3 separate regions of the Mus musculus genome follow, and regions 1 and 2 are each linked to region 3. A link is a loop called in an ENCODE intact Hi-C map of the cell type or tissue named here. Cell type or tissue: heart. All regions are shown on one strand. Each heading gives the region's core, and the rest is flanking DNA. Links, peaks and the distances in the headings are about the cores only.

Region 1 (7,360 bases), core at 1,247-6,246, 63 kb after region 3:
CTCTTAGCCTGAGAATCTCAAGAGCACCAGTCATGGAGCTAGCTGGGCAGTTCAATATTCCCCAACACTCAAACCTCTAGTCATAGGCTATTGCTGTCCACACTGAAGAAAGGCCTTCCCTCTTCAGTCACTTTGCTCTGCAAGCTCACAGGCCCGAAGGTATCCCCATTAATGCCGTAGACGTTTATCAATCCAGTCAATGGGAATTAGCTGGCCCAGCCAACTCAACGCATACTGGCAGATAGATTACTTCCGTAGATGCTGCTGTACCTTCTGCCTACACCTCTGTCTCCGTTACTTCCTCGGTTGGGTTCAACACTAGCAGAACACTCACCTGCGTGAGGGCGTGTGCTTTTGTAGTAAGAATGTGCATGTTGTACATGTGCATGGGTGTGTTCAGACTGCAGGAGGATTCGAAAAAGAGAGAGCATGCTGCATGCTTCCTTGTGCTTACACAAGTGTATATAAAAGCATATGTACTCATACAAGCGGGTGTGTATGCATGCATGTGTGTGCATATGGCAAGACATTGCCCCCAAAGAAGTCAGAGACCGCTCTGGACCATTATGTTTGGCTTCTTTGTCTTCTGACTAGTGGGTCCTGACTTTGTCTTCTGACTAGTGGGTCTCATGCTGAGGCAGTACAGGGCTGCTCGAGGAATGACTTATGCTTCGGTATCAAGTGAAGACACAACCCATCCTACCTGTCCTCCTCCCCTGCTTCAGAAGGAGGCGCAGGACCTTTGCACATGACATAGCTGTTGCAACTCTGAGGCAGGAGGGATAAGCTTTGGTGTTGTTTTGGTAGAGCCTGGCTTGTATTTTCTGGAAGGAGATCCTGAAAGCCCGGCATATGTGCAGTGGAATTTCCAAGAGAGATGCTAGGATCGCTTCCAGGGACGGGTTACCTGAGATGACATCTCCCCAGCCCACACCCGGCATAGCCACCAGAGAAGCTGCTGGCCTGGCTTCAGTGCTGAACAGCTTAATGGAGGTCTCCAAGCCAGAAACTCTTGGCACTTTCCCAGCTTGTGTGCCTTAGACAACTTTACTTACAGAGTCCTAATGGGAAAGGACAAGGCTCTCCGTTGCTGGACAGTCTGTTATATTGTTGAGTTTCCTTCAGTGTACATGTTCATGGAGCCTACAAGACATTTTTGGGGGTATGTTGCTTCTTGACCAAAGATTTCTAGCACACAGCAGCTAAGCCAGGCGAGAGTGGCTGTGGTGTCCTGAGTATGGGGAGAAGCCAGTGTGAAGGTCGACACAAGGCTGCTCAGTAATGTGAGGGGGTTTAGTGGTCACCTCAGGTCAGGCCCTGGAGCTGCGCACATGGTCAGGGTGTGCTGATCCTCAGATGCTTTGGGAGAGTTTTGATGAGAGTGAAAATGTAGGCATACTTCAGAGAAGGAAGGCCCAGGAAGGCAGCTGGGGAGAGCGGTAGCCATAGCCTTTCAGGCCAGGCTTCTCGGAAGGTTCTAGAAGGTTCTGGATGGGTGTACATGCCTTTCCTTCAGCCAGCCATGCGGATTTCTGCGTCACTTCATTTTTAGCCTGCTGTAGTGACTGAAAGGGAGCTGACAATGATCAGCAACAATTTGGACCATGTTTACTTCGAACTTTCCGCTGGCCAAGTTTTATTGAACTTGATACAACAATGCCTGTCTTCTAATAGGAAGGACTACTTCCCTGCTTCGTTAGAGCACACCGTGCCTACTTCTGGTGTTTTAGGCCAATTTAACAGAACACAACACAAAAAAAGGTAAAATTCTGCAAGTTTCATGTCCTCTTCTTCCCTAAATAAAGTCCCGAGTCTTGCTAATGTTTGTATTCCCACTTCTAGGCTCTACGGTCCGACAAATCTTTCTATGCGAAGAGCCTCCAGGGCTGTTCCTGTAGGCTGCTGCTTAGATCCTGACTGTCCTTCAAAACCAACCCAAATTCCACACGCCAGTGATAACCTGGGACAGTGTCACTGCTACTGTAGGTTTGCCAAATCGCAGGTACGTGGTAGGGTGCGTGTTCCACGTGGCAAGACCTTGATACCCGACTTCCTTCCTGCCTGTTCAGTGAGGCTCCAGCCTCTTCCCAGGAGGCCTGTACCTGGTACGCACTGTTGAGGTTTCGGCTTTCCAATCTAACATCCCACACCCAAGCACTGGGGCTCGCTCGTGGGGCCTGTAGTGCCACAAGTCCCCACTACAATGCCTACCCAGCCATAACTCTGGATGTGAGTGTGTGGGACACGTGGAGCAGGAAGGTCAGGGTTCTGTACATTCCTCGCTAGGCTCAGCTTTGTCTGTCTCTTCCAGAAAAGGGAGACTCCCCAGGGGCAGTAATCCAGTCCATTGTTCCCTGTTCCTCCTCTCAGCTTCTGTCAGCTCAAAGGTCCTGATAAGCTGGGCGCCTTTTAATGACCTAGAGCCCAAGGCCCTGCCAGGCAGTAAGAATGGCCTGTATCCAGGCACACACTCACCCTTGGGTTTCGGTCTGCTTGATGAAGGCTTGGCAGGCTCAGCGCAGTTTCTCAGAGGCCCCTGGTGTTAACAGGAGCACACAGTTCCACGTGGTGGTGCGGCTAATGAGCACACGTGGTGTTTTATTGGGTAGTCACAGGTCATTTTGGCCTCCATTTGTTTTGGACTGGGGTGGGTGTCAGGACCACCCAGCAGCAGTGAGAAGCTCCCCTGCTGGGATCCCACATCGCTAGACGCCCCATGGCACAAACAGCATCAGCAGGAGGAGGGGCAAGGCGACAGCTGGGGACAACTGTGCTCTCCCGATTTCTTGGAGCTGCGTTTTGCTTTCCTGAATGGCTACATTCTGGAGGCTGAGGCCTACCTCACAATGGGTGTGGGAAGTGGAAGTTCCCATGGCAAAGGCCTTCAGCAGTGCTGAAGATGTGCGTTAAGAGACAGAGATTCCCATAAACCCTCACGTCAAAGAGAAGCCAACAGAATGCTGGTTTCGGGTCAACAGGTTACTTCCAGGACAATCTTGGCCTTTTGTTCAGTTGTCCTGTGGGGATCCTGGGAACTGGTTGTACCCTTCTGTGACGTGTGGGTCCTGTGAACCTTCAAGGGGTTCCAATGCTGGGAAAGATGCTCCTGCCAACAGAAGTTGGGTGCATGACAGGGCCTCTTCAGGGCAGGAGGCCTACGGGTTCTGACAGAGGGTACAGAAACCTGGCCTCCTAGCAAGATGTCCCTCATGCACGGTGGTGGGGGAATCAGGCTCCACAGGTGTCTCAGAGATGGGAAATCAGAGGGCTGGAAGGTTAACAGGGAGCTGAGGCTAGGCTGCTGCTCCTGCCTCTGGGCCTCATCTGCTGGGTGAAATGGACCTGCCTGTTAATCAGAGATAGGGATAGAATCATACATACAGGACCATGCTGAACCTCTGAGCCTCAGGAGAACCCAGGGGCCCGCACTTTAAAGAGTGAAGACTTTAATGCAAGGAGGGGGGGTTGGATGTGGGGCAGTTTTAGGTTCCCTGCAGATTTGCCCCTGCAAAGGAAGCAAGGTGGATAGAGAAATAATCGGTACAGGCACAAAGGAGAAGAAAGTCTTGGGGAATCTGCTGGTCACATTCCCTCTGCAAACCGCTGAGCACACTGGCCCAAGCATACAGTGAGGACCAGGCCTTAGTCTGTCACTGCTGACTGGGCCTGGCCAGGGGATGCCCACCCTGTCACTGGGCTGTCTCAGCAGCTTGGCTTTGCTCCTTCTCTTTCCTTTCACACATTCCTCCTCCCACCTCCCCCTCCCCTCCCCTCCCCTCCCCACCCCTCCCCTCCACCCTCTCTTGCTCCCCCTCCCCTCCCCTTCCCCTCCTCCTTCTCTTCCTCCTCCCCTTCTCCTCCCCACCCCCTCCCCTCCCCCTCCCCTTTCCCCTCCAACCTTCACTTCTCACCTGATACGCTGCTCAATGCCCTGTTTACTTTGAGTTGGAGCCAAAATGACCTCAGGGACTGGTGACTCACTGCTGGCCAGAGAACACAGCCCAGTGACCCTGATGTAAGGCATTCCTATCATCTGAGGGTAGGGCAGGGCCAAGCCAGTCCATTCTCCTCTTGTTAGAAACACTCTCTGTGGGTTTGTTTGGAGTCCTGGAGCTTAGGGTACTAGAACCCTGGGCAGAGAGAACCGGCTGCTTTTATCCTCAAGGCCGAGTGCTCCCCTGGGGTCACTCAGCTCCAACTGCACTGAGTGGAGACCATGGCCTCCTGCCCCCTCCACACAGGCCTGCCTACTCACTGTCCCTTCGGGACGTCAGCCTGCTCATGATGACAGCCATTACCAGACAGACACTCACTGGAAAAGATAGCTTGGGAGATCTGAGGTCTCTGTGTCTTCCTGGCTTCCTCCCAGTGTGGGACAGTCACTGCTCTAATGACCTGACCTGGCACAGGCAGGGGACAGGAGGTATCCAGGCCCCATTTTCTCCCAGTTCCATGGCTCAGTCTGTTCCACCCTGTGCTCTATTTCTTCTTACCTCTTCAGCCACAGGGTCAGGGATAAGGTATTCTCAGTTCCAGAGCATAGGTGAAGGCGCTGAATCTCAGGGCTTGAGCAACTTGATCGGGACGCATGCCACAGAGTCAGCAGAACAGGGCCCATGGCTCCCGTCTTACAGTGTGCTGGCTGCTCCAGTCCAGACCTCTGGCTATTCGCTGCTTGCATAGTGTGGGTCCAACACAGGAGCTGGGCCACGACGCTGGGCAGAGCTCAGTGCCCACGGTGGGAGGGGTCAGGATAGCCTCGTGAGTCCTCTCTTACCATGTCGAAGGGCTCAGGGCCAGTGAGTGGGCAAAAGGCACTTGAGAACCACCTGACCAAGTATGACTGACACGTCAGCCTGCAGGCCCAGTCGTAAGCAGAAAACGCCCAGCCCAAAGCCCCCCATGAAACTCTTCAAAGGCCCCTCAATCCAGAGCTACCTATGTAGAGGCTTGGATGTACATGCAAGCATGCACACGCATGCATGTGCCTGTATACATGTGTGCATGCCTACATGTGCACACATGTTTTTGCAATTCTATAATAATTTTTTAAAAATATATGTGTGGTCTACATTCTAGGCCCTGACACAGGGCTTCTGAGCCCTAGTCAGTTCCTGATTGATGAATGGAAGGCATGTCTTTTGTTCTGATGAAGCATGCTCACCCCACCCCCCTACACACACACACACACACACACACACACACACACACACACACACACACAGAGTACCATCAATGCTTTGGCCAAGCTGGTTGCCAAGGGAACCAACCATGGATCTGTAAGTTGGATTCCAACCCTAACCTATTAGTCACCGGTCCAAGGGGTGTTACCCATCCCAATGGCACAATGGAACTTCCATTAACATCCAAAAACAGGTTCCCGGTGCCTTCCATGGCTGGACAGTGGCAGTTTCCACCAGAAGGGGAGACTCCTTGGAATTCTGCTTCTTCTCTTTTACCTTGACCTCAGCATCTTTTCAGTAATATTCTTCATAATGCTCTTCTCTCCCCCCACACCCCAGAAAGGAATGAAAGTAAGCAAGGGCTTCTCTGAGTTCCCTATCAAATTAATCAAACCCAAGTTGAGGGTGTGACACCCCCCCCCTCCTTGCTTAGAGCTGCTGACCAGAAGCTCGGGCAAGACAGGAAACTTTCAACTGGTGTGTAAGGTGCTGTGGTCTAAGGGTGAGGGCACAGCCTGTGGGTCTCACACCACCTCCAGGTGGACAGAATCAGGACCGAACTGAACCAGAGAACACCAGCGGGTGTTCAGTGGAGAAGATGGAACGGCCTGTTGATTGGGTGAGCCCACAGAGGTGACCACAGACTCTGCTGTAGAGAAGAGTGACTGTATCTGATAGTGGCTGACAGGAAGTCATGGCCCATCAGACTTCGGCCTGCAGAGCTGGCCACAGCTGCCACTCCCCACAACTCTTCAAGCCTTGAGATTTTTCACTGTGCTGTCAAATTGAGATGACATCACTTGGGGGCGACTTTCAAAGATTCTTAGGATGATATTTCTCTCCATCACTGCTGATGCTACAACACCGGGAACAGGGGTGTGTGTGTGTGTGTGTGTGTGTGTGTGTGTGTGTGTGTCTTACTGACAAGTGAGTGTCTTCCTGAAAGTTGAGCCAGACAGCCTGCTTGACGAGGGTGTTTGCACCAATCATGGTGGTCCTTTATGGGGTTGTGCTTGTACCAATCACATGGCTCCTGTGGGACACAGGGTACACTCTCCCCTCATGGCCTGGTGAAAGGCTGCTGGAGCTCACACAGGCTATGGTGGCCGAGAGTTTCAGTACAGCTGCTTTGCAGAATGGCTGCCACAATGCTGTCAGCTGCTTTACAGAATGGTCGTGGCTGCAATGGTGCCATCTGGAGCTGGAGCTAGGTGTCTGTGGCAAGCAGCTAGGGTCAAGTGTAGCTTCCTTGAGGAATCCCTGCAACATTCAAAGCAACTGGGCTGCCCCATTGGCAGTCAGGCTGGCTGTGTGGCAGACTGACCTCTGCTTAAGGTGGCTGAGGTACCGGGTCTAACAGCGGTCAATTACAGAGTCAAATCTCTGTCTCCAACATCTTAGTATATATGTAAGTGGAAAAGAAACATTTATAGGGGTATTTACAGCAAAGTCTTGCCATTAACAGTACCACGACCTTAATAACATCCTGCTCTTAGTCAAATGCACTGGGGGAAACTGGGTCACTTCCTTTGTCTCAGAGTGGCATCTGTCCCTAAAATTATTTCTGTGGGTGCCTTTTTTCTATTTTAGAGACCATTGTGTTCAAATGAGCTTTAAAGTGTGTGGGGGTGGGAGGAGCCTCATTCCTCTGAAAACAAGTCTTTTTCACCCTGATGGGAAAATACAAAGGCGAGAAAATCGTTTTCGTCAGGAAGATGGAGCCGCCGTGAGCCCTTCCCACGCTCAGCTGCTCAGCCAGGCTCAGCTTGGCCAAGGTAGGAGCCCCGCTCCTGTTTCTTGTTCAAAGACACACGAGTGCAAAGGTCTCTTCTGCTTGATGGATTAAAGCAGGCAAGGAAGCAATCCCAAGACTGCTTAAAGCTGGGGAAGGGCAAAGGAGCTAAGGTCTCTCAGGAGCCAAAGTTTAGGAAAGAGCAGTGGAACCAGCAGAGCTGTCATGAGTGAGAACCATTGTCATCGATAACAGAAGCCCTGACCACACCCTTACTGGAGACTGAGAGTCGAAAAGGGTGTTAAAGGAGCTGGGGCTAGGCAGATACAAAGGCGCCTCCCTCTCCCACACAGCACCTCCCAGGAACCGCCCCTACAGGTTGGCCAGGAAAGAGCCCAGAGTACTTAGGGATTAGAGACAGCTGGAGAAGGAAGTAGTTTCTCTA
Region 2 (7,360 bases), core at 1,247-6,246, 75 kb after region 3:
CCAGTTTTTCTTCTGTTGCTGTTTCTAGCTTCATTGCAGACAAGACTCTTGTTAGGATATGGATCTTTTAAGAGTCTACTGGGGTTTCTCTTGTGACCTATATTGGTGTTGCTGGGCAGAGCCTCCTGTGTTGTAGTCTGTAGCTGGTTTGGTTTTTTGTTTGTTTGTTTGTTTGTTTGTTTGTGGTTTCCATGGGGTTACATTTTCCACCCCAAATGAAAACCTTGTACTGTGAATTTATAAGCATATACAAAATCCCCAGTTCACGCTACTATTGGGTGGTAGCTCCGCCAGCTCTAGCTGAGTATCTGTGGTTTCACAACTCGATTCCTTACTCCATCAATTGTTCCAGAACTTGTGGGGAGTTGGATAGTAAGGTCTCTGGGCTGTGGTGGCAGATGCCTTCAATCCCAGTACTCCAGAGGCAGAAGCAGGTGGATTGAGGCCAGCCTGATCTACAGAATGAGAGTTTCAAGACAGCCAACACTACACAGGAAAACCCTATCTCAAAAAGCCAAAAAGAGAAAGAGAAAGGAGTCTCCTCGTGCTTCTGTGCCATTGGCATGGAAGGAGGCATTTCCCTTCCACCTGAAGGGTTTTGCTTTTCTCATTTCTCATGGCCAGTTAGGTTCCTAGGCCCCTAGCTGTAACACCCACTTTCTGGATTGAACCTTTCACTAGTTTAAATGTCTTTATTGTCCCTATAATCCTTTTCAAACAAGATTTGGATTCAAAGACTTTCCTGAAGGACTCCCTCTGCCCATTCTGTTCATCCTTGCGAGCGAGGAACACCCTTTCCTGTTCCTTCACTTTAGCCCACAGCGTGGCCTTGGACCGTCAGTCGTTTGTAGGCAGCAAACAGTTGGACTCTGAGTTGCCTGTCCACTTTGCCAGTCTCTATTGTTTGATTGGATGATCTAATCCACTCACGTTTGAAGACCCCTGTCGAGGATGCAGGGACTTCTGACATTCTGCTCTCTGTCTCTCTGTCTTGCTGGGGTTTGGTGTCTCCTTTTCTACATTACAGTGGTATGAGGCTGATATTTTCCTACTGAGCCTCTTCAGTCCCTCTCATTTCCATATGTATATAGTCTGTAGCTATTTTTTGAGGTTTCCATGGGGATTACATTTTACACCCTAAAATGAAAACCCTGCACTGTGAATTTATACCAGCCCGACGCCAACTACACATAAAATCCTGGCTCCCAAAACAGTTCCAGTCTACCCAGTTTAGTTACTGATGTCTCAGAACTACATGTTTACACATCAAGTGTCCACAAACAGGCCATCGATCTCTTCACGCCTCATCTCCTCAGCCATGCGGGAAGCATCCGTGGGGGTCACAAACTAGGGTTCCAACTTTGTACCTCCTCACGCTCACCAGCACCCGAGACCTGTGACTCTCCTCACGGTTGCCGGTCTTTGTCCAGAACGCTTTCATTGATCTGAAGGTTTCTCTTTTACACAGGATTATTATCTGTTTATCCCTAGGAGTCTGTTACCTAGCAATGTCTGAGTCGTCTGCCCTCCCGCGCCTGTTCTGGAGGGCAGTGTGTAGTGAAAGACGAGAGAATGGCGGCTTGTGTTGTGACCCACCCTGGAAAGTTTTTCAAATTGAAGCTGGGAATTAAAACCTGGGTGATCAGAGAAGTAAACAATGGTAGAGTCAGGGTGTGGAAGACAGAGAACCTTCTAGAAGGAAAAAGAGTCTATCTATTGAAAGGTCTTGAGGAGGGACATCGTGAGTCCTTAAAGGCGGTGGAGCTGTGGAACAAACCTGAGAGAGCCCTGGACTCTGTGACAGGCAAGTGACAGGCCCAGTGGGAAGCTGCTGTAAGTGAGGGGGCTGCTGAGACCATCACAGGGGTCCAAGTGAGGGACGCAGGAAATGGAACTCTAACCATTTCTCCTCAGGGTTGAAGGTCCAGACCATTGGCTGGACAGATGTAAGAGCTCACCTGAGCAGCACATGGCCATGTTTCTAGCCCACACAACGGAAGACTCACCTTGTAAATGGTCCCCGATGAACTGTTTCTGCCTTGAGAATCGCCACTGTGGGCTGTACTAGAGGTGTGGGTAAAAGCAAGCCAACCACACAGCCTGCCTCGGTGTCTGGCCTCCGTCCATCACATATCTAGGCTGCAGGTAGGTATGGGCACCATGACCCTGACTCTTCCTCTGATGGCCTCCAGTGGCTCAGCAGCTCCCTTCTCAATACTGGCATCCTCTGAAGAAAGGAGCGGAAACCTTGCTTTGCAGTAAAAGGCACCAAGTCACAGAAGCACCTGTGCTCTCTCTAACCCAAGCTGCTTTTTGGTGAAGAACCAAAGAAAAGAGGAGAAGAAAGGAGGTTAAAAAAAAAAAAAAAAAAAAAAAACACTGGCAGCCACTCGGATGTTTGCATTTGCCATAGGGTGAGGTCTCAGCAGGTCTCAGCGGTACTTGGTAGGTGGTCTTGCAAAGGAAACTAAATGTTTAGGGAGGAGCCTGTGGGTCCGTGTGAGCGTGCATGTGTGCATTTGTATGTGTGTCAGTGTGTATGTGTCTGTGTGTCTATATGTATGTATGTGTCTGTATATGTCTATGTGTGTTTATGTGTCCTTATGTGTCTGTGTGTGTCTGTATCTCTGTGTGTGTGTATGTGTGTATATGTGTGTGTCTGTGTATGTCAGTGTGTGTGTTTATGTGTCTATATGTGTCTGCGTGTGTGTGTATGTGTTGGGAAGGGGGTTGTACCAGGCGCTGCTGTTGGGAGCAGTTAACAGTAATATTACTCATGAGTATACCCAGCTTGTGAGCATGCTGAACTTATTGTCCCTGGATGACATAGTTGAATACAGATTAACTCTTCACTTGGGGACTCCTGTTTGGAAATGAAGCTGGTGGACAGAGTGATAAACAGATAGACAGATAAGAATATCCAAACACGGTCAAAATGGATCCCTTCAGAGCATCTGCAGCCATACCATGAAGCAAACTTATCTGTAATGGCTCAGAACTATCTGTGTCTCCGTGCTTAGCAAATTAGGACTCATTAACTAACAGATCTATGGATAATTGAAAATATCTAAGCATGTTTATAACACCGTGCAAGTAGTCTGGGAAGAATGTATTACACAGTCTTAAAGACAAGATGAGCAATTACGGGGCGCATGTTGCAGGTGTATTGCATGGAGCGTTCATGTTATTGAAGAGAAGCAGTTATTGAATGCCCGCCAGTTTCCAGGTCTCTGCTGCTCGAGCTGGACAATTGCAACAAAGCCAAATTCCAGACTAAGCCCCTCGAGGGCCCTTGGGATGTCTCTGTGAAGGAGAGCAAGTGTGAGACTTGAGGGTGTATTGCACCCGTAGAAGCTGCTCTGAGCCAGATGCTAGGCGTCAGCGATCTGCACCTTCCTGAATCTGCCCACACGGATGGCATCTTTAGGGAGAGTGGAAGCTTTCGAAGCCGAGATGTGCCAGGCAAGCTGCGTCTTAAAATGAACTCATCGCTAAGCTTGAAGTAGGGGGAGAAGCGGAGGAAAGAGAAATTCCATTTCTGATTAACTCAGCTCTTAGGGAAGGGAGGGAGGCATGGAGGGATCGCCCACCCCCTCCTCTGGCCTCTCAGTTCTCATCAGTCACCAGATGCTGTCAATTCCCTCAGGAGCCTGGGCCTTCCTCGGTTTGTTTCTGTGTAGACCACAGAGCTCCGTGCCAGAGGTTATAAGCCCCAGGTTCCAGCTGATCAGTGAGCCCTGAACGGCACAATGAATCGAGCGCCCCACCGGCTGGCTGCTGGGAGTCAATGCTCAGTCTCTCAGCAGGGCTTTGCGCATCAGCTTAGAACCCCTCGTCCTAGCCACTGCCCACACTCCCCCAGCCTTACCACCCTTCACTGCCCAGGGCCTGGGACAGGCTGCGGCATTCTGGTCTACAGCCAAGCCACTTGACCAAAACAAAACCTGCCTGCTTTGTTTTTCTAACAGGCATCTGCTATGGTGGGTATTACACCAGGAAAGTCAAGAGAAACCTGATGATTCGTGTCGTTAAACACAATTGTGGTGCCTTTCTCTGCTGTGTTAAATAAAATGCCAGCTCTGTAGCTGGAAGGTGGCGTCCATCCAGCTCAAAGGGAACTGGGGATCCTGGCAAGTGACTTAATGCTGTTTCTGCCTCTTTCTCCCCATTAGCGAAATGAGAATACTAATAGATACTGACCTAACCCTCTCTGGGAGCCAGGCGCTGTTCCAAGAGCTTAGAAGTCTAACGTGTTTAAAACACTGTCACATTTGTCCTCTGAGAAAGGCACAACATAAGGGAAGCCTGCGCAGAGTTTCTCTCAGGTTGCCGGGAAGACTTAAGGAGCGACAGGATACGCTCAGGGCTCCGGGGCACAGGGCGGTTCCTGTAGGTCCGGTTCCTGTGCTGGCTGACAAGGACAAGTGACTAGGAGAAGGTGTCTTGTACTGTGTCTAGGACTGGTCCCATAACAGGAGCCACCCTCCACTGCCAGGGAGAACCAGATGTCAAGGCAGCAGAATATAGGAAGTAAAGCACACTGAGTCCCTGGGACAACCAGACAGTTTTTCATGCTATTTGTCTCTGGTGTCTGGTCTTGGCTGGAATAGTACAGAGTGATTCTAAATCTGTTCCCCCAAAGAAAGCTGACAGAACAATTCATTGAGCTTCTCTGAGAAGTGGCTTAAAGTGCAAATCCTGCGGCCCCATCTCAGACATAGTGACATCTCTAACAACAGTCTGGAGTCTACACTGGACCAGTTACCTGCACTCGAATGTGCTGAGAGCTGCTGCCCCTCAAGTCTCATCCTGCCTGGCAGTGGCCAGCTCTGAGCCCACAGGAGGGTAGAGCTGACTCCAGGCAGGGCTTGGGACAGCTTTCCAGGCAAGTGACACAGGGCACCCTCCCCACCTGGCTCCCCTTAGCACTGATGAGGACTTTCAAGAGTCAGAGCATCCAAGCTTCCTACCTCTATCACGGTAAAGGAAGTGATCAAAGAAATGATCGGAACGCCTGTGGGAACACATCAGCAAGGCAGCATGTCTGCCCCAGCTCTCCCAAACGTCCTGACTGCCCAAGTCTGAGATACTCTCTTATCCCAAGTTTCAGCTTCAGGAAGACTGGCAGAGCTTTTCATGTCTGAGAAGACTCTCAGTTGGAAACAGCGGTCCCCAGAGCCCGAACCATGAAGCCAGGCTGGGACACAGTGACACGGCGAGGGTCTCAAAAGCCAAGGGATTTTACTCTGCTCTGTGGCCTGGGCACGGGGCATGAGTGGTCATCTAGACATAACAAAGTCCAAGGGGACCCAGGAAGCAGGATCTGAGTGGTAGCTGGTTCCAAATCGGTAGGGCCAGTGTGGCCTTCACGTTGGAGCATCTTGTGGCTTATTTTAGCCATCCTTTTGAAAGGCCATGCGCTGTCTCAAAGATGAATCCCCTTTCACTCCTTCACAAGTCCCAGCAGAGAAGCCTGTGCCATGAGACATGTAATTAGACTTCCTGCAGGGTTCCTGGTTTTGCCTCTTCTGGGATTCTGAGAGTCACTGCTATTCTGGGATAGCCCTTGTGAGAGTCACTGCTATCCTGAGATAGCTCATGTGACTTTGTTAGCTCTAGAGAGCTCTGTCACCTGTAACCAAGAGAGCTGACCGCTCCAACCACTGAAATGCCTGCTGCTTATTAGCAAGGAGCTGCCAAACTGCATGTGAACCCCAAGTGTGCCCTTGAGAGAAGAACTAAACATAGCCCTGGCTTTTGCTATGCCTTGGTTTCCCCTTCACAACCCTCAAGGAAGGCCCAGCACTAGTTTTGAGACTCCGGCCTAGTGCCCTTGAATGGAATTTGCTTCAAAAGTTGAAGGTCTAGACTGTTGTGGTGTGAAGCACGGGTCGTGAGGCTCTCTCCAGTTTGTTGTGCTGGCATGGGTGAGCCTCATTTTCTGGAGGCGGGTCACAGGATTCCCTCCCAACCTGGTTTTAAGGGCTCTCGAAAGAGCCAAAACAGAAAAGGGAACCCTGTCCCTCTGTCCTTCCGCAAGTGGTGCCTTTGAGACAAGACATCTGGGTCTGTGGATGACAAGTTAGAAGAAAATGGAAGAAAAGAAAGAAGGAGAGAGAGAGAGAAAGAAAGGAAGAAGGAAGGAGGAAAGAAAGAAGGAAAGAAAGAAAGAGAGAGAGAGAAAGAAAGAAAGAAAGAAAGAAAGAAAGAAAGAAAGAAAGAAAGAAAGAAAGAAAGAAAGAAAAAAAGAAAGAAAGAAGAAAGAAAGGAAGGAAGGGAAAGAAGGAAGAAGGAAAAAAGAAAGGGAAGAAGGAGGAAGGGAGAGAGACAGGGAGAGAGACAGAGACAAAGAGAAAGAGAGAGAGAAAGAAAGAAAGGAAAGAAGAAAAGAAGGAAAAGAAGGAAGAAAGAAAAAAGAAAGGAAGGAAGGAGGAAGGGAGACAGGGAGAGAGAGAGAGACAGACAGAGACAGAGACAGAGACAAAGAGAGAGAGAGAGAGAGAGTGTGTTCTGGTGTCTCAACAGAACCAGAACATTAAATGGGTCTCAGCAACAGCATGTCAGCCTGCCCAGCTCTCTGTCACCTTAGCCCCAAACTTTAATGCTAAAATCAGCATTCAGCTCAGTTTTAATGTTCCTAGTTCTCTTAAAAACAAATGAGGATTTTCCTCCCAGTTTTGTTTAGACAGCTGTACAGATGGATCTGTGAACTGGGTGGTACAGAACAGCAGGCCGTTTCCCCGGCTGCTGATAAGGACGGTGGGAATGAACACAGCCCTGGTGCTGGGGAGTAGCTTTGTCTCTGCCTCTGCCTGGGGAGAAGGGAGTAGGGGGCACAGAGGAGAAACTAGAGTTCTGTAAAGCTGGGGACTGCTGACTGGAAATGCCACTCAGGAAAGCAGGTGACGTACATATCTGATATCTGGCACCCTGCGTGCTCAGATGCTGCCAGGGAGGGTCCAGGGCTGACCAGGAGAGGAGTGAGGCTTTGACTTGGCGTCACGTCATCCAAGATGTCTCCCCTTGTGAGGCATCTTTTGTCTTTCTTCTCTGGTCATTGTTCTTTTTTAAAAAAATTCACACACAAAAAGATTCAGTAGGAGAGTCACATGACGGTGGGATGCTACACATGTACGCTCTTCTGAGGATGTCCTTCAAGCTCTCCTCATGAAAATCTAAAGTTAAGAGACTCTCTTAGCTTTAACGCTCTCTGCATGACTCCAGAGAAGATAGCCAGTGCCTTGACTGAACCTGGCAGCCATCTGGGCCTATCATTCATGCTAGACCTAGGCCAACTCTGCCCTGCATGCACTTCACACTGGATCTCTCTCTAATTGAATCATAAACTCTGCGAAGGATA
Region 3 (7,360 bases), core at 1,448-6,447:
ATGTGTGCATGATGGTGTGTGTGAGACTGTGTGTGTATATGTGTGTTATGGTGATGTGTGTGTACATGTGTGTGTAGACAATGACATTTTGAGTTCATACTGCAAAATAGCGTATCTTACCCAATGGGTAAATATGGAACAGATATTTTATTTTCAAATATTATTCTTGCTGGTCAGCACTAATGATTAATTTTTACACTTTGAGCTTCATGATCCTAATGAGAGTTCTTAATTTATTAATTATAATTATTATAGTAAGGGGATGAAGGATGGGTGAGATTGGGATGTCTGTAAGTAAGGAGCCAGTGCTCACAAACTGGGCCCTGTGTTGGAATTCTTCCTCCTGATATGGACAGTCATGACTTTGGCCAAGACCCTACTGGATGGTCTGACAGCAGCTCATTCACATGATATTTCCCATCTTCTCTCACAAAAAGTGTTGACAGGTTCTTCTCATTATTTTTTTCTCTCCTCATTATCTCTCAGTAGAAAAGGAGAGTAAGGACTGGTATTGGTTGGGTCCTAGAACTCAAGGAGACACTGCCAGTGGGTGGGAACTACCAGCTTGGGTCCTAGCAACTTGAGGAAGCTAATTAGCCAGAGGGCTGGCTACACAAGCACACACGTGCAGTTCAGCTTCATAGACAGCATAAGGGACCTTTAGGGCCCTGAGGGATGGTCAGAGTTGGGCTAGAGGGCCCCCATGGAGATAAGAATTTAAAAACTAAAATTCTGGGTCAGGCATGGTGGTCCATGCCTTTGGCACCAAAACTCAGCAGGCAGAGGCAGGTGGATCTCTGGTCTGAGGACAGCTGCCTCTACAGAATGAGTTCTAGGATAGGCAGGGCTACACAGAGAAATCCTGTCTCAAAACAAAACAAAAAGCAAATGAACAACAACAACAAAAGAAATAAACATAGCAAAATAAGTTACATATTATAAAAGCTAACAAGAGCTGTAAACTTAAAACAAACAAACGAATAAACAAACAAACAAACAAACAAACAAAAACCACCCAAACGTAGTATTCTTATCAGACCCACTTGGCACAACTTTACAGTGCTTATTCCTCTTCTTGAACTTTTTAGCCACCAACCTTCTGACTCCCTCAAGTTTGAGATATATCTCTTCCAGGATGAGTATCAAGAGATACACACAGACTTTGTGCTTTGTGGGACAACTTCAGGCTTGTTGCCTTACAAACATAGGGATTCAGACCAACACTTACAATTGCATCCCCTGCCTCCAGATACATTCTTGATGCTGAGCAGACAGAGCTGAGCATGCCGGGCCTACCAATGAGTGGTTTGTTGTTGTTGTTGTTGTTGTTGTTGTTTGGTTGGTTGGTTTTGGTTTTGGTTGGTAAGGCACTGCAGCAGTCGGACTCTCAGTTTCATTCATCCCAGGCTCAGCAGCTCTTTGCTCCTGGATCCTCCAGTGCTGAGGGAAGATAAAGCTGCCAAGATTTGTACAGAGGGTGGCAGTTTCAGCCTTGGGCACTGCTCCCACACCTCTGTAGCTGTGTCTGCAGTCCTGAAGGAGACATGAAGTGTGTACTACACACCAGCAGGAGAGGCTCCAGTTCATGCCAGCAGCATAGGCTCTTGGCTTCCGTTGACCACCCCCGCCCCCACCACCACCACCATGCAAAGTGCTCCCATGCCTCCTCCCTAATCTCCCTTCCTTTGGCTCTATGTCCCATTAAACACAAACAAAATGTCTCTCTAGCCTTATTTTTCTTGGCTTGCTTCCCAAAATATTCACAGCTACTTCAAGGCCACTCTCCATATGTTGGGAAGTTATAGATAAAATGGATAATGGCCCCAATCCACAATGATTAAAGTAGAAACAGTTTGCAACATCTACAGAAACAAAGTATCATGTGCCCACTTTGTCAGGTCTTAGCAGTAACACTAAGCAAAGGCTTGCGCCAGACATATATAGAAACCAATACTGTAGCAATGGTTTTGCAAAAAGTTATTGTAGTGTCAACCATCAAGGAGACAGAAGGCACACACAAATCTACCTACTTGATCAGACAGAGCACAGGAATTCAGGTGGCCCAAGGGCAAAAGAGAGCCGAACGGTCCTAACTTGGGAGTTGCCAGTCTTTTTGCTGCTCTGCTCTGTTTCACTGCAGGAGAGAGTGTACCAGGTTTTTAGTCCATTTCCAAGACAGCCCGTTCCTGTTCTTCAGATCCTGTGTGGGAGACTTTTGATTTCCCAGGTGCTCAAGGTCATTTTTGGTCAGGTCCTAGGGTTTCATCCCGAAAACAGCTTGCATTGCAGCTTTAAAGGCTGACAGCACTAAGGCCCTGAATGACGGGTGAGTCTGCCACCCATTCGGGATTGAAGAAATTACCTCTTGACAGGCCCACTTCTGTATCTCTGCGGCCACATCATCTTTGCAAGTCTCACTTGCCACACTGCATGGTTGCATATAGGATCCCAGGTAGGACGCTGTCATTTCCTTTATGGAACTCAAACCTGTCACTTAGCATCTCTGTACTTCAGGTTGTCCTGGCTGTAAAATGGGTATAAGTAATGCTAATATTAAAGGAATTCGTTTTGACAGAATGGTTACAACAACATCTGGGACATAACAAAGGCTCAGTATTTAACTAGCTCTTGTCTTTTTTTTTTTAAGATTTATTTATTTTATTTATATGAATACACTGGCTGTCTTAAGACACACCACAAGAGGGCACCAGATCCCATTACAGATGGTCGTGAGTCACCATGTGGTTGCTGGGAATTGAACTCAGGACCTCTGGAAGAGCAGCCGGTGCTCTTAACCACTCTCCCTTTCTCTCGGCCCCTAGCTCTTGTCTTTACCACCAGCAAAATAATATTAATATTAACAGCACACAGCTCTTCTTACACCAGAAGCAAATCAGAAGCATTAGTGACCAGGCAGAGAAAGGGCAGCACAAAATGAACAGACAATTAGCTTTTCAGATAATACTACGGCAGCCAAAATTGCACTTAACTAAAGACTGTAAGGAAATTTGCTGGACCATGAATACACACAAGGTCACAGCATGCCAAAGAGAGGGAGCGCTAACAAAGGGTGGTATCCTGCATCCAAATGAGAATCAATGATTTTTAACAGAAAAATCATACATTTGTCTGCAATCAAACTTAAGTCCTACTCATCAGGACTGGCTATCAAGACAATAATCTCTCCTGAGGGACTGCAAAAGCAGGCAGGCCCCACAGCACTCTCCCCCTCCAAACCAAGACACTTGTGTGGAGGAGCAAGGGCAGCTGGAGGAACAGGAAGAGTGGAAGAAGCAGGGTGATCATGGTGAGAGGGAGACCGCGGAAAGGAGGTTGTGGAGTAGAAAGAGAATAGGGGGCGACCTAAGGAGGGAGAAGGAGGAGAGGGAAGAGAAAGAGCCGGGAGGGAAGGGGGAACAGAAGGATGGGGAGGAGGGGGCAGGGCAGGAGGAACTGGAGAGCAAGAGGAGGAAAGGAAGCTTGGGAAGGAGCCGGGAAAGGGGGGTGGGGGGATGAGAAGCCCACAGCAGGGGCCAGGGGTAGCTCGGGGTCCGCGTGGGTTGGCGTGGTGGAGCCAGCTAGTCCAGCCGCACCGTTTCGAGGCGCCGGCGTAGTTCACCAGCGCGGCGCGCAGACGGGGGCGCTGTGGTCTCGGATAGAAGAAGGAGCCGCCGGACCCGCCTCTTTCCCCGCCCGCCGGTGTCGCAGGGAAGCCTGGCGGAGCAGGCTCGGCCACATCGCGGCCGCGCGGGCACAGACGCCCAGCCGAGTGCGGACCGTGCGCCGCCTTTGTCCGCCGGTGGCAGCTGGTCTCGCGGCCGCCGCCCCGCGATGGCCCCGCAGCAAGGCCGGCCGGCGCTGCCCGCCCGCTGCGAGCCGCCGGCGGCGCCGCCGGTACCGCCTCGCCGAGAGCGCGGGGGGCGCGGGGCGCGCGGGCCCGGGGTGTCCGGGGGTCGGGGGCGCGCGGGCGGCGCCGAGGGACGCGGCGTCAAGTGCGTGCTGGTCGGCGACGGCGCGGTGGGCAAGACCAGCCTGGTGGTCAGCTACACCACTAACGGCTACCCCACCGAGTACATCCCTACGGCCTTCGACAACTTCTCGGGTGAGCGCCGGGCGGGGCGCGGCCTCGGGCTGGGAGGCGCGGGGCGGCGCGGGTCTCGGGGCAGCGGCTCGGCGAGGTGGCAGCGGGGTGTCCGACCGGTCTGGCTCCGGGATTCCGGAGCGAGCTGCAGCTCAGGTGGCCTTCCCACCTGCGCCCTCCGGGGCGGCTCACTTCCAGCGGATCTTCGCCTGGAGCAACCCGGATTGCTCCCGTGTGTGAGCCGGCCAGGCGCACCAAGGAGGGCTGGGGCTTGCGAGAACGTTCCTTTCTTCTGAGCCCAGCGCCTGCCTGGCCTGCGCCCCGCCTGCGCTGTCTCGGTTTCTGACGGTTGGCCCAGTCCCTCCAGCTTGGCGTTTAGTTACAGCAAGTTCTCAAGGGTGGGTGGGTTCGTGGATCACACAAAGATAACAAAAGTAAAGCAATCATTTCTCTTGATTTTTTAAAAAGTCTTTCAGGAATTTAAGAAAAAGTTACAAAAAAAAAATCACATTAAGCTAGTGTGAAAAATCTTCCTCCTAAAAAATTTACCTCCGACTTCCAGTCTCCGTGGCCAGTCTCTAATTTCAGAGACCCTATGGATAAAACAGAAGTGCATGGTGCCCCCTCCACCGCTCACTAGCATAAACATTTATAAACAACCAGAAATGCTATCAGAAGGAGACAAATTGCCTAATATAAGCTGAAACCTCCGAGTCTTTACTGGATGGGGGGTCCTTGCTCTCACCCTATCTCTGGACCCTGGGGGAAAATCTGTGTGGCTTCTCTCTGCCAGCTTTTCTTAATCCTCTTTTTGAACTGACAGAGAGAAGTGCCCATTTCCACACACGCACGGGTGATAGGCCGCCTGTGTTTGCACAAGTTCTCAAAACTGCTGGAGTTTTATGATAAACCCTGAAGCAGGGAGATTTTTTTTTCCCAAGAGAAAACAGGATTATCTATGAGGTTGTCCACTGATTTAAAAGTGCAGAGTTGGTTTCCCACCTTGTGTTGTTTCTAGGCTCTTTGAAACAAGGGTGACAGGAAAATTAATCTTCCAGGCTTGAAAGGAAAACAAGCCTTCCGGGGCACCTTCTGGAGGTCAGGGCTTTGCTGCTTCATGCTCTGTGGTGGAGGGAGCCCCCCACCTTGGAACATTTGTACACTTCCATGGGTTTCTGGGCGTAGCCAAGTCCTTAGTTCACTAAGAGAACCCAGAGCAGGAACTGCCAATCTGCTGAGAGGGTAAAAGATGTCCTGATAATCATCTTGCTCTTTTTTTTTTTTCTTTCTCCCAAGCCGTGGTGTCTGTAGATGGGCGGCCTGTGAGACTCCAGCTCTGTGACACTGCAGGACAGGTCGGTATCAAGTTACACAGCTCAGGCACTGGGAAAGGAAACAGCCTTTTAAAGGTTTCCAAACAACCTTTGCAGTTTCCAAATGATTCCCTTAGTAACTGGGTCATTGTGAAACTCGCCGAAGCAGGCCCACCCCTGCTTCATCTCCTTTGAGGGCAGTGGGAGGAGGCCAAGAAGGACACCTCGGGGCCAGTGAAACAGGGTCGGCCTGTTCTGGGAAGGAGCTGGGGAGGCAGCCATCGCTGCGGGAACTGCCCCTTATCTTCATAGGACTTTCGGGTACCTCTCATGGCCTAGCTTAGGCTACAAAAGAAAAACCACAGGAATGGTTTGTAAGCGTTTCTCAGAGGAAGCCCCTCATGTCCTATAATCCATTGATTCAAGGCTAATGAACCTGAGACTTAAACGCTTGTTCAAGGAAAAAAAAGAAAAAAAAAAAAACCAGTAGCTTATGTTAACAAATGTCTTTCCCTGCTCTAGAGCAGTGGTCAGAGTCACCATAAATGGAGCAGGGAAAGGCAGGGCCACTCTGTTTGGTCATTCTTGTCTCGGGGGCAAAACACTAGAAAAGGAAGCCAGGCAGGAGGCATAGGTGTAGGACCCCCTGAGTGCCCCACAGAAGGGTTAAAGCTGCCCTAGAAGCTGTTCTAGCCACTGAGGTCCTAAGTACTCAGGTGCCCAGGTGACAGCAAACTCTGCTCTCCCAATGTCTGGAGCTGACAGGGTACAGTGGGGATAAGTAACCCCTTTGCTTCCCTGACTGTCCGTGCTAAGGAAAAAGCTGGCCTTCCTGTGTCTCCAGATCTCATCCAAGCCAGGGCCTTTAGCTAACTCATTACTGTAAGACAGCAAACTTGGGACTCGGGACTGGCTTATTCTTGAGACCTTGAGGAGACAGAAGACAAGGCTGTCTTAATGGACTGCTGGGAAAGCTGTTTGGCACCTTTGCTATGAGTGGGGGAAAGCCAACGACCATCAGTATATCACTGTGTGGTAAGGGAACATCAAAATCTAGGCACATTTGTTCGTGCCTGTGACTCCAGCTCTCAGGAAGCTCCACCAGAAGGCCAGCCGTGAGTTCAAAGGCAACCTGAGCTGTGTGGTGAGTTCAAGGACAGTCTAGGCATAAAACACAATCTGAGCAGTGGTGGTGCATGCCTTTAATCCCAGCACTCGGGAGGCAGAGGTAGGCGGGTTTCTGAGTTCGAGGCCAGCCTGGTCTACAGAGTGAGTTCCAGGACAGCCAGGGCTATACAGAGAAACCCTGTATAGCCAAAAAAAACCCCAAAACAACAACAACAAAAAAAACCAAACAAACAAACAAACAAAAAACAAAACCAAAACAAAACTAAACAAAAAAACCCATAAAAACAAAAAGACAGAAATGCCAGGCAGCAAGGTGGTGCATACCATAATCTCAGCACTTGGGAGAGGAAGCTCAAAGTCAATGACTCTATTGGGCATTTGAGACCAGCCGGGTCTATGAGACCCTGTCTCTTAAAAAACATGCCAGCAAAGGAAAACATCAAAGAAACAGTCTTGGGTCTTTCTCTTTTTGCATGATGTCCTCTGCATTGTTTTATATAGATGGAAGAGGCTGGGCTTTCCCATCTGTAGAACACGGACAGAAATCTGTAGTTGCTGTAGGCACCCCGAGGATCACAGAGAAGGCAGGAAGCCCAAAGAGCCTCAAGACACAGTCATCATGGACTCCAGTAAGGAGCTGCTAGGATGCTGGCTCAGGAATCACTTTGCCACCCCTCAGATGTCTCTACTTGGCTTCTGAGGAGGTGAACTTCCCTCGGAAGATGAGTCCTGGGTTGGAGTCTGATACATCTCAGGGTTCCATGTGGTTTTAGTTCTTGAATCAGAATGTGTGAGCCATCAGCCTGTGGACGGCTGTGGGCTTGCCTGCTGCAGACCT

Evidence for each region. Peaks named below come from ENCODE experiments on the same cell type or tissue, not always from the same donor. Only the 100,000 strongest peaks of a DNase experiment are listed, where the experiment ranks them.
Region 1: a loop joins it to region 3, with 2.2 times the contacts of the local background. A loop is called at or near these places in 10 of 42 quality-filtered maps.
Region 2: a loop joins it to region 3, with 3 times the contacts of the local background. A loop is called at or near these places in 9 of 42 quality-filtered maps.

The regions. Positions count from the first base shown.
Region 1 is chr8:123,713,662-123,721,021 of GRCm38, forward strand. Gm36059 (a long non-coding RNA gene) reads right to left here and starts at 4,785. Exons shown (of 2, transcript XR_388162.1): 1 at 4,494-4,785; 2 at 2,570-3,346. In heart, for the core only: no CTCF peak of the experiment used is centred there; DNase peaks (open chromatin) are centred at 2,490 and 3,990; H3K27ac peaks cover 3,957 bases.
Region 2 is chr8:123,725,802-123,733,161 of GRCm38, forward strand. No RefSeq gene overlaps it. Among named protein-coding and RNA genes, the nearest start is that of Gm39278, 3.8 kb to the left of the region's middle. In heart, for the core only: a CTCF peak has its summit at 3,774; a DNase peak (open chromatin) is centred at 3,740; H3K4me3 peaks cover 768 bases; H3K27ac peaks cover 3,079 bases; H3K27me3 peaks cover 284 bases.
Region 3 is chr8:123,650,115-123,657,474 of GRCm38, forward strand. Rhou (ras homolog family member U) reads left to right here and starts at 3,815. Exons shown (of 3, transcript NM_133955.4): 1 at 3,815-4,102; 2 at 5,378-5,436. The coding sequence starts at 3,832. It overlaps Gm35930 (a long non-coding RNA gene), which reads left to right. Exons shown (of 2, transcript XR_388158.1): 2 at 1,407-1,721. It overlaps Gm35874 (a long non-coding RNA gene), which reads right to left and starts at 2,622. Exons shown (of 3, transcript XR_388157.3): 1 at 2,363-2,622; 2 at 2,031-2,134; 3 at 912-1,456. In heart, for the core only: CTCF peaks have their summits at 2,694 (motif pointing right) and 3,641; DNase peaks (open chromatin) are centred at 3,627, 4,157, 4,337 and 5,617; H3K4me3 peaks cover 3,322 bases; H3K27ac peaks cover 3,395 bases.